2 separate regions of the Homo sapiens genome follow, and region 2 is linked to region 1. Evidence: chromatin loops called from intact Hi-C (ENCODE). Cell type or tissue: PC-3. All regions are shown on one strand.

Evidence for each region. A loop is a pair of places that touch in the nucleus more often than their neighbours do. Peaks named below come from ENCODE experiments on the same cell type or tissue, not always from the same donor. Only the 100,000 strongest peaks of a DNase experiment are listed, where the experiment ranks them.
Region 2: it touches region 1 in a loop (5-fold over the local background); 1 of 110 quality-filtered maps calls a loop at or near these places.

The regions. Positions count from the first base shown.
Region 1 is chr5:90,281,128-90,289,127 of GRCh38, reverse strand. The region is part of intron 1 of LINC01339 (long intergenic non-protein coding RNA 1339); the gene reads left to right. Among named protein-coding and RNA genes, the nearest start is that of LINC01339, 4.9 kb to the left of the region's middle. In PC-3, no CTCF peak of the experiment used is centred here; a DNase peak (open chromatin) is centred at 3,347.
Region 2 is chr5:90,431,066-90,439,065 of GRCh38, reverse strand. No RefSeq gene overlaps it. Among named protein-coding and RNA genes, the nearest start is that of CETN3, 25 kb to the right of the region's middle. RefSeq lists a silencer at 4,736-4,825. In PC-3, a CTCF peak has its summit at 4,745 (motif pointing right); a DNase peak (open chromatin) is centred at 4,755.

The DNA.
Region 1 (8,000 bases):
ATTGTTGTACCATCCCGTGAACATACAAAAAACACTTTAAATGGGTGAACTGTATGATGTATGAATTATATTCCAATAAAGCAATTGAAGAACTGTACATATCCTTACATATACACATACACAGAAACATACAGCAAGAAAACATAAAATATCAATAAATGTTTCATATGTGTTTTCAGCTGAGTTTCTACTCACTTCTTTCGACATATATATATATATATATATATATATATATATAATTTTGTATACTGAATATAGTTTTCAATAACCAGAAAATAAATAAATATTATAAACAAAGTAAATGTTCTAAACTCTCCTGCCCTGGGCAAGGTTGTTCTCAGAGATTTCCCAACTAATAACAATGACAAGAACAACTCCTATCCACTCAAACTCTCTTCATCTATTGTTTACTATGTGCTGCTACCTGCTGGAAAGACAAGCTAAATAAAGTATATAAGCTCCTTGAGGATAGGGACTTTATTTTTATTCACTACTGTGAATAAAGAAAACTCTCAATTTGGTGAATGAATTAAAACCACAATGAGATACCATCTCACACCAGTCAGAATGGCTATTATTAAAAAATCAAAAAATAACAGATGCTGCTGAGACTGTGGAGAAAAGGGAATGTTCATACACTATTGATGGGAATTTAAATCAGTTCAGCCACTGTGAAAGGCAGTTTGGAGATTTCTCAAAGAATTTAAAATACAACTACCATTCGACCCAGCCATCCCATTACTGGGTATATACTCAAAGGAAAATCAATTGTTCTACAAAAAAGACATACACACTTGTATGTTCATCCCAGTGCTATTCACAATAGCACCTAAGTGCCCAATGATGGTGGATTGCATAAACAAAATGCCATACATACACCCCATGGAATATTACATAGTCATAAAAAGATAAAATTACGTCCTTTGCAGCAATATGGATCCAGGCTGGAGGCCATTATTCTAAGCAAAAATCACAGGGACAGCATGTTCTTATTTAGTGGGAGCTAAACATTGAGCACACATGGACATAAAGATGGAAACAACAGATACTGGGGACTACTGGGGTTGAGGGAGAGTGTGTGAAGGGTATGGGGTAAAAAACTACCTGTAGGGTACTATGTTCACTACTGGGTGACAAGATCATCTGTACTCCAAACCTTAGTGTCATGTAATATACCCATGTAACAAGTCTGCACTTGTATCCCATGAATTTAAAATGAAAGTTGAAATTATTTAAAACAAAAAAGAAAAAAGAGATGAATGAAGACATCACTGTATTTTCTTTCAGGCAGGTCACAATCTAGTGTGGTTGTGTGGAGTGCAAAAACAGGCAGTGGTTTACTAAGCATAGATACAGGGTGCTGTGGGAACATTTAGGAGAGACACAAAACCCAGGATAGGGTATTTAGGACAGGCATCTTTCGGAAGATAATTTTTTTTTTTTTTGAGACAGAGTTTCGCTCTTGTTGCCCAAGCTAGAGTGCAATGGCACAATCTAGGCTCACTGCAACCTCTGCCTCCTGGCTTCAAGTGATTCTCCTGCCTCAGCCTCCCGAGTAGCTGTGATTACAGGCATGCGCCACCATGCCCGGCTAATTTTGTATTTTTAGTAGAGACGGGGTTTCTCCATGTTGGTCAGACTGTCATTGAAATCCCGACCCCAGTTGATCCGCCCACCTTGGTCTCCCAAAGTGCTGGGATTACAGGCATGAGCCACTGTGCCCGGCCATGGAAGATAATTTCTCAGCTGAGTCCTGAAGAATGAATTGGTAGCAGGGAGGGAAGAAATTCTAGGCAGATAGAGTAGCCTATATCCTAAGACCCAAAGATGAGCTGGTGCATAGTCCACTCAAGGGATTTCAAAAGCTGTGGTTAAGTTTGGAGTGTTGAGTGAGTGTGGGTTGTAATGAGAGATGAGGTTGGAGGAATTTCAGAGGGTATAGATAATAAATCATAAAAAGCTCTACATGGAGTGATTTTATCTTAAGGCAATGTGAATCATTAGAAGGGTTTTATTTAGAAGGTGACTCTATTATGTTTGTACTTCTCTTGGTTTTGCAGACTATGCCATTTAAGTTCCTTTATTATGGTAGGTATTTACCTACAGGCTAGCCAGGACTAAGTTCAAAATAAAAAGAGAAGACTTTTTGGGTCTTTAATTAAAAATTCTTTTTTTTTTTTTTTGAGACAGAATCTCGATCTGTCACCCAGGCTGGAGTGCAGTGGCATGATCTTGGCTCACTGCAACCTCCACCTCCCCGGTTCAAGCTCTTCTCCCGCCTCACTCTCTTGAGTAGCTGGAATTATAGGTGTGTGCCACCACACCTGGCTAATTTTGGTATTTTTAATAGAAAGGGGGTTTCACCATATTGGCCAGGCTGGTCTTGAACTCCTAATCTCAAGTGATCCGCCCACCTCGGCCTCCCAAAGTGATTAGATGACAGGCGTAAGCCACCGTGCCCCGCTGTTAATTAGAAATTCTATTGCTTATGTGGCTCTCCCAGCTTCACTTCTTACACTGTTGATGAGGAAGTTGGGGTCCTAGTTGGGCCGGTGCTCTAGACTTGGTTGGCGGGAGCAGAGAGCTATGACTGTCAACGGAACTTCACTCTGGAGAGGTTTTACTGAAGGCTGTACTTTAAAGTGATCAGAGGCTCCAGCTGGTATTTCTAGCTCTCCCTAGATCTTCCACTGAGCAGATGCAGCCTCACCTTCCCCACTCAATATAGTTTTTGGTATTTTGGAGATCCTACCTGACAGGTGACTCCTTAGTTAAAGTTATAATTACTCTGGATGATATTTTAATTTTACCTGGCATTTTAAGCGCATAATATTTAAGCCATCTCTATCACTATCTTGGGTGGTAATGACGGTATTTTCTATGTATTTTGACTGGTATAAATAATGTCTGGCTTTTAACCTTATAAGCATTGTACACAATGAACCATATTCAAAGCCAAAATTATACACAACTAACCAGAGGTGGAATCATTAAATGCTTTCATGTGGGAAGGGAAGAATTCAGTGTAGAGAATGAGTTTGAAAGCAAGCTATTGGAGTGATCCATGTGAGGAACAATAGTGGCCTGACCTGACTTGGTAAGATGGCAGAAAAGTTGAAATGGCTAATGTATGAGCAAGTAGACATGGTAATGAATATGATGATAATAAGAATAGGGAACACTTACAAATAGCTTTGGTTTGTGCCAGGCAGTGTACTATGTTCCTTACCAAGGTTATCTTATTTTCTTTCTTTAATCCTCACAGCTGACTTTGTGAGTTACAGCTCTATCACTGATTTAGACACATCCCAACGTTGACTTGCATGGTGCTCTGACTCACCTTCTGAGCAATTTTAGCCATTGTCATACTGGTTTTCTATCAGTTCTGTCAACAGGCCTTGTTGTTTCTGACTTAGGGCCTTTGTGGATGCTGTGCTCTCTGTCTGGAATGCTCTGTACTCCCAGTCCCTCCAAACCCCAACTCATAGACATTTACCTAGTTAACATCTACTTTTAGATCTCAGATCAAATACTCCTTTCTCAGAGAGGCCTTCCTTGAGCCCCAAGTTCAGGTGAAGTCCAATTTTTTCATGATTTTATAATACTACACACATTTCTTTCCAATGATAATACCAGTCGTAAACTGATGTGTACTTAAGTGTTTAGTGGAATCATTGTTATTTCCTATACTAGGTTATAAAGTCCATGGGAATAGGAACTATGCTCAGATTTCAGTTTTATTTATTTATTTATTTAGAGACAGAGTCTCAGTCTGTTACCCCAGCTAGAGTGCAGTGCTGCAATTATAGCTCACTGAAACCTCAAACTCCTAAGTTCAAATGATCCTCCCACCTCAGCCTTCTGAGTAGCTGGGACTATTCGTATGCACCACCACACCTGGCTAATTTAAAATTTTTTTTCGAGACAGGGTCTCGTCATGTTGCCCAGGATGGTCTCGAACTCCTGGCCTCAAGCAATCCCCTCGCCTTGGTCTACCAAAGCTCTGGGAATTACAGGCATGATCTACCCTGCCTGGCTTATTTATTTTTAATCATCATGATATTTCCAGAATTTATCACATTGCATGGCATGCAGTAAGCATTCAATTAATGTTACTTGGATAGATTGTAAACTTGGAGACTTTCACTTTCCCTTATTTACTTTTCAAAATCTATTAGTTTACAATAGTTTCCTTATTGTACCTATGTCATCCCTTCACAACACTCAGAGTGGCCACAAGCACTCCAACAACTTATGCACTTTAGGCTGTCTCCAGAATGATGATACTCATCATATTTCTGTGACTTCCAACTTCTATCTGCCTCCTGGATTCACTCCTTTTCCTGTTACCAGCATTGCTCCAATGAGAACAAAGACTTTTAATTTTGCAGATTCATGATCAAACATGGAGATGTGTGCTTTTGAGTTGACCATTATTCAAGTCAAAACCTGGAGCAGTTATTTTTGAGCAAAAGGATGAGGAATGATCAAAGGCTTGGAATTTTTAGTGCAAATAAGGGTTGGTTCATGCATTTTAAAGGCATGACATTCATAATATCAGAGTGCAAGATGAAATTGCTAATGTAGAGAGCAGTACAAGAAGGTAGTAAGACTTTCGGCTTCAAAGGCAGGAGAAACCAGCAACTTGATCACTTTGTCTGCTTGAGAAAAAAAAAAGAGAGAGAGACAGAAAAGGAGACATTTTGAATTGGGTTTTCAAAAAGGCAAGAAATTACAAAATTGAACCCATTTTAAGATTTTCATTATGTAAAAAAATTGTATGTATATGTGAAAGGGAAATGACAAGGTGAAATAGTTTTTTCTTTGAAGGAAACAAGATTATAGGGTGAACTATTTCTTTATTTTGTTTTGATTTACATTTATATTGTCATACGACACATATATTTTTCAAGGAACTCCAAATCTTCTTTAAAGTTTCAAGGTATAATTTACAGAGTAGATCTACTATATGTGATGTTCCATGTTACATCATTTTAGTTAATCCCAACAATGACCCTGAGAGGAAGATGTTGAGCCGGAGGCAGGAGGAATTCTTGAGTCCAGGAGTTTGAGACAAGCCTGGGCAACATTGTGAGATCTCGTCTCTACAAAAAATAAAAAGTTAGCTGGGTGCAGTAGCACACACCTATAGTCTCAGCTACTTAGGGGGCTGAGGTGGGACAATTACTTGAGTCTGGGAGGCCAAGGCTGCAGTGAGCAGTGATCATGCCACCCACTCCAGCCTGGGTGACAGAGGAAGACCTTGTTCCAAAAACAAAACAAATGAAAAAAAAATGAAAGATAAAAAATTGCTTTAGAAGTTGAACAAGTTAAAAAAAAGAGATACTTTTTGTGTGTTGTAAGAGGTAGACCTAGGAGTTGAACCCTGCTTGATCTGATTCCAAGCTTAGTTTTAATCCATTGTCCTACTCTGCCTCTTTTCAGGGTAACGGGACACAGTCTTCTTAAAGAAGACTTTCCAAATTCCCTGAAACTGCTGAAAATATTTCTTCCTCTGCTGCTTTATTTAAATTAATGAGTTATTTCAATAAATAATTTATTTATTAATTATTGTTAAATATTAATATTTATTAAACATTTGGTGCACATATGCCAGTGATTGTTGTACTTTCTGCCTTTTTTTTTGTTGTTGTTGTTGTTGTTGAGATGGAATCTCACTCTTGTTGCTGTGCAGTGGCGTGATCTTAGTTCACTGCAACCTCCACCTCCCGGGTTCAAGCAATTCTCCTGCCTCAGCCTTGCAAGTAGCTAGGATTACAGGTGCCTGCCACCACGCCCAGCTAATTTTTATATTTTTGGTAGAGATGGGGTCTCACCATGTTGGTCAGGCTGGTCTCAAACTCCTGACCTCAGGTGATCTGCTCGGCTCGGCCTTTCAAAGTTCAGGGATTACAGGCGTGAACCACCGTGCCAGGCCATGTTGTAGTTTCTGAGTGAACAAGAGTGAATACAATGAATGAGGTCCTTACTCTTAGACTATTCTAGTAGAAGAAAGATAATAGATCTCAAATTAGCAAATAAGAAAGTTATGAGATCACAGTAAGTGATACTTAGAGAATGAATGTTGACTATCTGATTGTGATGACTTATTGGAGCCCAGAAGCTGCTTATTAAATAACATAATGGGAAGACCTCTCTGAGGAGCAAACGTTGAAGTTGGGATCCCAATGACAAGAATGATCCCAGCAGAAGAGCAAGTTTTTACCAAGGCCCTGTGGTAGAAACCAGAATATGTTCAAGTAATGGCAAGAGAAGACCAGTGTCACCAGCTCGTAAAAGATGCTAGAGAGAGACGCAGTTGGAAAAGTAGGATGTAGCCAGCTCATGAAGGGATTTGTAAGCCAGAGCAAGAAAAATGGATTTTAGTTTAATGGACATAGGAAGTCATTGGAGGATTTTAAGTGAAAAAATGTTATTCTTGCTGCTGTGTGGAAAATGGATTGTTGGGGAGCAAAAGAGTCGGGTCAGGGACATGAGTCAGAAGGCTATTGTGATATTCCCAGTGGGAGAAATGGCAGTGGTTTTGATGGGAGCAGTGGTTCTTAAATGAAAGTGTTCATGGGAATCACCAGAAGGGAGGGCTGAACAAGCTGATAGACCTGCTTCTTCCCCCTGGGGTCTGATTCAATACAAGTGGGATGGCGCCCATGTTCGCAGGTTGTGCTGATGCTGATTCTACAAAGGACAAAGGTGTTAGTAATGGAGATAAAAGGGGAAAGATTCAGGATGTATTTTAAAGTTGAGACTATAGAACTTGCCAATGGATTGAATTTAGGGAGTAAGAAAAGAAAAGAATCAACATTTAGAATTCTGGGGAAGTGCTAGAGGTGCTTTTTACTGAAATGAGGAGGTCTCAGGAAGGAACAGGTTTTGGTTGGAGAGGAGTAAGGGAAGAATCAAGATTTAATTGAATTAAGGGGAAATTATGAAGATGTTACATTTTATACATTTATACTGGATTGTATTAAGTAATTTTAGATGATTTATTAAGGTGATCTAATCTTTTCACTGAGGCAGTGGGGCTGGTACAGAGAACACAGCTAGCTTGAGCAGGTCCCAGTGAAGTGATGGAGGCCAGAATGGGGGCTGGAGCTAAAGAGGGCACATGGAGTCAGGAGTGGTAATAGGCACTTTCAGTCCCAGCTACCCTGGAGGCTGAGGTGGGAGAATTGTTTGAACCAAGGAGTTCAAAACCAGCCTGGGCAACATTAGTGAGACGCTGTCTATAAAAAAGTAATAATAAATAAAAATAAATAAATAAAATGAAGAAGGCACATGGGGGTGGTTGGAAGCTGTCTGCATGATTCAAGTCAGGTGGAGGAGTGAAGAGGAGTGACTGAATTAGAATGATGTCAGGAATAAATATGTAGGATTCTATACAATGGCATTATCTGATGTTTTTGTCTGGGACTTATGGGCTGCAATGTGGTTTGATGAACCAGGGCAGTTTACAGGATGAGTGGCAAGACATGAGCCTGGTTATTAATAATTACACATAATACTACTAACAACAACTAACCTTTATTGAGCGCATACACTTTTCTGGGCATTGCTGAGTGCTTTTCATAGGTTATCTAATTTAACTCTTACAATACCCCATGAGATAGGTGCCATTATTATTCCATTTTTATAATTCGGGAAACTGAGTCTGAGAGGATAACTTGCCTGAGGTCACATAGCTAGAAAAATTATAGAGCTGGGATTCATACTTTGTGCTGTTCAATATTTTAGAAAGTTTTTATCTGTACAAGTCTAAAACAGACATTTTGGGGGTACTAAAGAGCTCTTTTCTGCTTTGCTTACAAAATGTTTAATGTTAGGCTTTAGGCAAGAACATGCACCTCTGCCCCCCCGCCCCACTGCCCCTTTATAACATTAAAAAATCAAGATCCAGTAATTTTATCTGATAGCTCATGTTCCAGAATGTAATCTTTTATAAGCTTGAGGACTTTGCATGGTCTGTGTCTGAAAACAGTAAC
Region 2 (8,000 bases), 150 kb before region 1:
TCTCCTTGGACATTTCAGATCACCATTAGCTCAAGTATTGTCAAGAGAAAACTATTTTTTTTTCAATTCCTGAGTATTCTGATACCACTTTTAAAGCAATTTTTTTCACTTTGGAGACTATAATAGCTTAAACGGAATTAAACAGAATAGAGTTTAATTCTCATCCTTGGTCTAGAGAGTACCATAGTGGAATATATCCAGCATGAGACAAACAAGATGCCAAGTCTTTTCTAGAGTAATCTAGACTTTCTAGTAGTCTTCTAGAGTAGATATACAAGTTTAAAGGGGAGATGAACTAAACAGAGGAACAAAGAGGCTCACTTTATGATTCCCGTGTAAAATAATAAAACCCTTTATTCTGAAAACAGTCTGGGCCAAAGACTGCCATGACACCCTGGATAGTTTATGGTAAAGGGAGGAAGGTGTATACTTGTCCTCACCCTGCAGCCCCCTCCATTGTTGTCAGGGTTCAGGTAACTACAGAGCCTGCTGTGGAAAGTAAGAACAGACTCGAGGTCTGGAGTAAGATTTGATTTTGTCATCTAGTAAGAAGGCAACATGCAACATGTGAGCTCACACAAGTCAAAGTTGGATGACCATACTCCCAATTTCTTGGTTAAATATGCAGTCTACCTTTATATTCACAAGAGGAAGGAAAAAAAAAGACAGTGGATTTTTCTTTAGGTATGTTAAGTTACTAGGCAAGCCAATCAAGGCAAAATATTGTAACGCTGCCAAACTTCAAGAGCTATTTGTAAAGTGTGCTGATAACCTCTTTTGAAACAGGTCATGGTATTTGTCTAGAGGAAATAAGTCATAAGGGTGTAGGTGTATCTGTTTGTAAAAATGCCATCCTTTTCTCTAAATTATACAATCTATAGTTGTGTTTATTACAGGGGATACTTTCTTCTTCAAAATCTCATTAAAAATACAGAGCATGGCTCCTTCCCACTCAAATAATGAATTTGAATCTTTGGGATTGGGGTTCAAACATCTCTATTTCTAGCAAGCTCTCCAGGTCATTCTGATGTGTCTAAGAACCACTCTTCTAGACTTCATTACCAAAACCAATAAGACTAAATACTTAAAAAAGATTTTAAGGCAATCAAGGGTGAAAAAGTAGAACAACAGGTCTTATTTAATAACCACTTAGCTGGAGGACTGGCAGATCAACAATGAGATACCCAAATTACAATACCATCTGTGCAGGGAAGCATTCTTTAATAAGTCTTATTACCACATGTGGCAACCTGATAAAATCTCTGTGAAAGAGTGGAAATATTCCAGACAAGTAATTTCATTTATTAATTCAAGTGTTATTTATTGAGTATCAGGTACATGCTAGGAGCTATGTTAGGCACTGGAATTACAAGGAGAAAAGGTCCTTCCCTTTAGGAAGCACTTATTGTAAAAAACTGTTTTTAGACTTCAGTGTGGATAAAAATCACTTTGCATACTTTTTATGAATGCAGACTCTTGGTATCTAATTATGAAGAATGATAGTTTAATTAGTAAGACATAAAGTAAGCCAATACTGATAATACAAGTGGTAGGTTTTGAGATATACAAGCTAGGCATGGTGGCTCACACCTGTAATCCCAGCACTTTGCAAGGCAGAGGTGGGAGGATCACTTGAACCCAGGAGTTCGAGATCAGCATGGGCAACATGACAAAACTCCATCTCTACAAAAAAATACAAAAATTAGCCGAGTGTGGTGTTGCATGCCTGTAGTCCCAGCTATTCTGGTAGCTGAGGCAGAGGGATCACTTGAGCCTGGGAGGTAGAGGTTGCAGTGAGCCATGATGGTGTCACTAAACTCTAGCCCGAGTGACAGAGTGAGACACTGTCAAAAAAAAAAAAAAAAAAAGATATACAAAGATGGTCATTTGATCGCCTATCCAGATCAAGAGGGAAGGGGAAATATCAGGGATCGTTTTTTGTAGAAGATGATAACAATTTGAATTCCTTAATGAAAACTAGGAGCTTTCTAGATGAAAAAAGGTGGGAGTCAGGCAATGGCAGTGAATGATGAGAAAATGTACCATACATTAGGCACTAAATCTTATGTCTGGGTGTGGAAGTTGAAGGTAAAGTACAGTGCAGATAGGATGGGTAAATAAGCAGGACCAGGTTATGAGGAGTCTTGTGTCCTAAAGAGTTTTAACTTTACCCAGAAATAAATGGTGAATCATTGAAGTATTTGAGGTAGAGTTTGACCTTGTCAGAATTGGGTTTTAGAAAAAAGCATTCTGATACTACTGAATGAATGGGTTGGGTGATTCAAGAAAGGGAGAGTAACAGGAAGGTCAGGCAGGTAGAAAGTTGATATGATACTTAAAGCAAGGAATGTGAAAGCCTACCTTAAGGTAGTGTTGCTGGAGTGGAGAAGAGAGAAAGGAGAGATGCTAAAGTGATTAAACTGATGATACATGGAGAAAAAGGTGGGGTCGGTTGGGTAGCGGGGTGAAGAGAAGAAGGTAGAGTGAAGGATGACTCCCAGGTTTCTGGGTTGATTCTACTCATCTCATCTCTTTAGTGATAGTGTTTCCTCTTTTTAATTGGGAAGACCTTCCCTTTGCCATCTTTGTGCCAAGCACTTTGTACTTTAAGTAGCTGTATCATTTGTTGAGTGCTTACTATGTTCCAGGCATTACTATGATAAATACATTATCTCACTATAGAAGATGCTGTCAATGCCCTATCCATATCCCCTTGGCCCCATCTAGGAGTCACCTGCAGCCTTAGTGGATGGTTCCTATAAAAACAAAGCTTTCTACTTCAAGTCATGGATTTTCTGTGAGAGGGCTTTCTCTGTGTTCTGGACTATACCTGACCTGTGCTCAGGGGAGGCCAGAAGTGTCTGGGACGCTTGCCCAGGAGAAATTCTCAACCAGCGAGGAATGGGAAGTTAAGGATAACTACCCTTCCCAGCTTCCTAGCCCTGTGATGAAGAATCCCTGGTAGGATTTGGCCTCTTCTTCACCCAGGGGGTATGTGCTTGTTAACTGAGCCATTATTGGCTTTTCTCCTTGTCTCACATCATCACACTCTCACCTCCCAAATAAACTACTTGCACTCAAATTTTCATCTCAGATTGTGCTTTTGGGGAAACCTAAATTAAGGTACTCGATGCTCATTGCAACCCAATGAGGATGGTAAGAACTATTCCTGTCACCATTTTATATGTGTGTAAACTTATGCTTGGAGAGGTTAAATCAATTATCCCTATCACTTAGCTGGTAAATGCTAAAACCTGGATTCAAATCCAAAGGCTGTGATCTTAACACTAGGCTATATTGCCAGTCCTGAATTCCAAGATGCAAACTAGGCATCACTAGCTGTGGATTGAAAGCCAGAGGAAGCCTGCTTCAGTGCCTTTTAGGCAGCACTGAAACTGACTACTCTTTTCAGATTTCAATTCTTATTATTACAAATGCTGAGCCTGAGACTCGTCTGCCAGCACATCTTCCCTTTCCTCATGCCCACTTTAGTTGGTTAAAAATTCACTGTGTAGTTTCTTCCCCTTTTCTGAGCCTGGTAGTAATATAGAATTTAGAAGCTGGCCAGGTCATTTTTGAAGAAGGTCAGATGTAGTCACATAATGGCAAAAAGTGGTATGATGCATCAACCATTCTTAATTCTTTTTTCTACTTGTCAGATTTGCCTGCAGTACTTTCTTGGTTCAGTTCCTGGTTAAGAATTTGAAGTGAAATTGAATGATGAAAGGAAAAGGGCAATTGCTACTTGAGGTCAAGAAAAATAATGTGTCCAGAACCCAGCAGCAGCTCAGACTTTTCTCTCCTTGTCTACAATGTAAATGATTCATGTTGAAGGGAAGTACAGAGGAGAACCATGGAAAGCGGAAGATTTAATGTCAATTCCTTCATGAACTAGCGATGTGACATTAAGCAAATCACCTAACTTCTAAAGATCGTGCCTGGGCAGAGTAGTTTATGCCTATAATATGAACACTTAGAGAGGCCGAGGCAGGAGGATCACTTAAGGCCAGGGGTTCAAGACTAGCCTGGGCAACATAGAAAGACCCCACCTCTACAAAAAATTGTAAAAAAAGATCTTGGTTGTCATCTGAAAGAATAATTTCAAGTATGGATGGTCTGAAAGAATAATTTCAAGTAAGTTCTTTTCTAGTTTAAACATTTCTGTGGTTCTATCAAGCCCTGAGTTACAGTTGCCTAGATGAAGGAACCTCAGCTTCGAGTACACTGGTCCACTTCCCACTCTCTGCACATATTTGCACCTTCCTAAGTTTATGCTTTTTCCTGTGATTTTCCTTCCATATGTAATGGTTTGTCTTCTCTTATAAAATTTCAATTCAACTTTTATAATTTTTTGTCTTAATGATTGCAGAAATAATTGTGCCCTCCTCTGAAACCCTAAGCGTTTATTATCACACCACTTATCATATGGCACTTAGCATTTATAGCACAAGAAAACTCTGCAAGAGACATTATAGTAGGCATGGAGTACAGGATTAATTGCCAGAGAAGTGGTTTGGAGCGTAGTTCTCAACATGTGGTGGTCAAATCACATTGAGTTTCTAAGACTGTACTCCTTTCTCTCTCACTGATCACACCCATGCCACCATGTCATAACACTCCAGGATGAATACAATTAGTATATAAATGAATTCAAATACCTATGTAGGCCGTAATGCGTAAAGTGAAGCAGTACATTTGCAATAATGAGTGGAGGAACTCCCACAGAAAGGAGAGCGTAAGTCCCACCTAAAGGGGGCAGCAGTGCCTTGGCTGTGAGGTGGTACAGCACCCATGTGGATAGATTCTCAGTTCTTAAAGAAAAGTCAGAAATCTAAAGTCTTTGTTCCTGATTTTTAAATGTTAGCAACAAAATGAAACATTTTAAGCATACTTTCCATACATTTTATTTAGCTTGTAGGTGACCCCTGGTCTCTGGTCCACAAGTTTTCCTCAGCAAATTGCAGTCTGGCTTTTCCAGTGAGATTGCTTTTCCAAAAGTTATCCTACACCAGCTTTGTGACCCAAGGCAGATAATTTAACTTGTTTGAGTATCAGAGCTTTCTTGCCTATGATATCAACCTCATAGGATGTATGTGAACAGTAAATGAGAAAAATCCTGTAAAACACAGTACATAGAAGTTAACACAAAGTACTCCACGAATGTTTGTTCCTGCTCTGCTGCAACCATACTGCAATCTGGCCTTCTGTATCAACATGGCATACCTTTAAATACCTTTGTGCCATCTCTCCTTCTGCCAGTGCACACTCTTCTCCCCTCAGCCTCCGAGTTTTAACTTCTTGAGTAATGTGCCGTCTCAAGTTGAGTATAAATTTCTTGATAGTAAAGATTACTCGAGTTCTTCCCCTCCCCCATTTAAAAAACGGTTTTATGCTGGAAATTTTCAATCACGTACAATGTAGAGAGAACAGTATAATCAACCCTTGCATACTGACCCATCCTCAACAATTTTCTTTCTTTTCTTTTTTTTTCTTTTTGAGACAGAGTTTCACTCTTGTTGCCCAGGCTGGACTGCAACGGCTTGATCTCAGCTCACTGCAACCTTCGCCTCCAGGGTTCAAGCAATTCTCCTGCTTCGGCCTCCCCAGTAGGTGGGACTACAGGTGTCTACCACCACGCCCAGTTAATTTTTGTATTTTTAGTAGAGATGGGGTTTCACCATGTCAGTCAGGCTGTTCTTGAACTCCTGACCTCAGGTGATCTACCCGCCTCGGCCTCCCAAAGTGCTGGGATTACAGGCATGAGCCACCATGCCTGGCCCCTGAACAATTTTCAATGCATGGCCGATTTGGTTTCATCTACACCCTCACTAACCAATTCCCCCTGACACTGCATTATTTTGAAGCCTGCTAAAGACATCACATCATCTCACTTGTAAATACTTCAATAGTTAAACAGCTTTTTAAGGAATGTGTGAGAAAGAAAATAATGCTGTGGAAAGATTATTAATGATGATGGGGAGGTAGAGGGCAAGCAGGAGAGACTGACTAGTAATATGTATCCTACAAAGATGAGGGTTCTTTTCTTTCCAAGATTTAAAAATTTAAAAATTCTGCATAAGCCAGTACTACACAGCTTGAACAAAATATGTGGGCACATTCTGGCCATCAGGCCATAAGTATGCAAGCTTTGCTATAAATAATAAATGGGGAAAGGGGCAATCAGCAAGGGATAGACTCATAATAGCGTCAGTTTAAAGGAAGGAATTCAGTCTCCAATTGCCAGGTAAACTTGTGAGTTTTAAAATGGTTTCCACCTTAGAGTTCTCACAATTAGAAAAAAATTTTAGAATACGTTTTGCATAAGTCTTGGTTGATAATAGAAATGCTGTGACTATTTTTAATTAATTCATTCTGGCTGCCAATACCAACATTTCACAAAATGTGCTTTTGCTGAGGTTACCAATTTTGTCAAGCCCAGCTGAGTTGACCAGTTTCTCCTATATGGTTTTCAGCATGACCGGTTTTCTCCTGTTTTTTTTTTTTTCTTCTACATTGATCATACCACTTAACAAACTGCTAGCTTTGGTCTTGAACTCTCTCTCTCTCTCTCTCTCTATATATATATACACATATATATACACATATATATACACACATATATACACATATATATACACATATATACACATATATACATATATACAAATATATATACACATATATACATATATACACATATATACATATATACACACATATATACACACACATATATATACACACACATATATACATATATACACACATATATACATATATACACATATATACATATATACACATATATATATACATATATACACATATATACACATATATATACATATATATATGCGTGTGTGTGTGTGTATACATCATATATATTTTCTTTTTTTCTCCTGGTTTTCTTTCTACTACATTGGTCATACCTCTTACAATATGCTAGCTTTGGTTTTGAACTATATATATATATATATATATATATATACACACACACATACATATATAGACATATATATAAACATATATATAACAGACACACTTTTCCTAGTTGATTTTGTCTAGTTACGTTACTTTAAATATTATTTAAATATTGATGATTCAAATTTATTCCTAGATTTCACTTTTCTCTGAAGCTCTAGACTCTTATAAATAACTTCCTACTTAACAGTTCCACGTATTTATTTATTTATGTATATATTTATTTATTTATTTTTGAGACGGAGTTTCACACTTTCGCCCAGGCTGGAGCGAAGTGGTGCTATCTCGGCTCAGTGCAGCCTCCACCCCCAGGGTTCAAGTGATTCTCCTGCCTCAGCCTCCCGAGTAGCTGGGATTATAGGCACCCGCCACCATGCCTGCTAATTTTTGTATTTTTAGTAGAGACGGGGTTTTGCCGTATTGGCCAGGTGCTCTCAAACTCTTGACCTCAGGTGATTCACCCACCTTGGCCTCCCAAAGTGCTAGGATTACAGGCGTGAGCCACGGTGTCCGGCCCCACATAGATTTTTAAAAGGCATCTGAAAGTTGCTGTCTCTAAGTTCAAACAAATTCCCCATTTCTGCACCCATACTTTCCTTCCAGTCTTTTTCATCTCTGTAAATGGCACCACCATCCACCTAGTTGCTCTAACCCCAAACCTAAGAAAGTTATTAATTCTTCCTTCCCCAGCCTCCTCCAATCTTGTTTTATTCATTCAGTCTCCAAATACTACTTCGAATCTGTTCAGTCTTCTCCATTCCCATGACCCCCGCCTTAGTATAAGCCTACATCTTCTGTATTCTGGGCCACTAGAATAGCCTCTACTGGTTTCTGTGCTTCCATTCTTGCCTCATCTGCCTTGTCTACTTTTCTAGCCAACTACTTTCTTCTCCTTCCTTATTAACAGAATCATTATTTAGTTAGAGGCAGCAATGTTTAAAATGCATGTTCAAAGACTCCCTTACAGTTACAGATGGCCATCTGACAGAGATACAATAAATAAGGCAAGCAGTGATAAT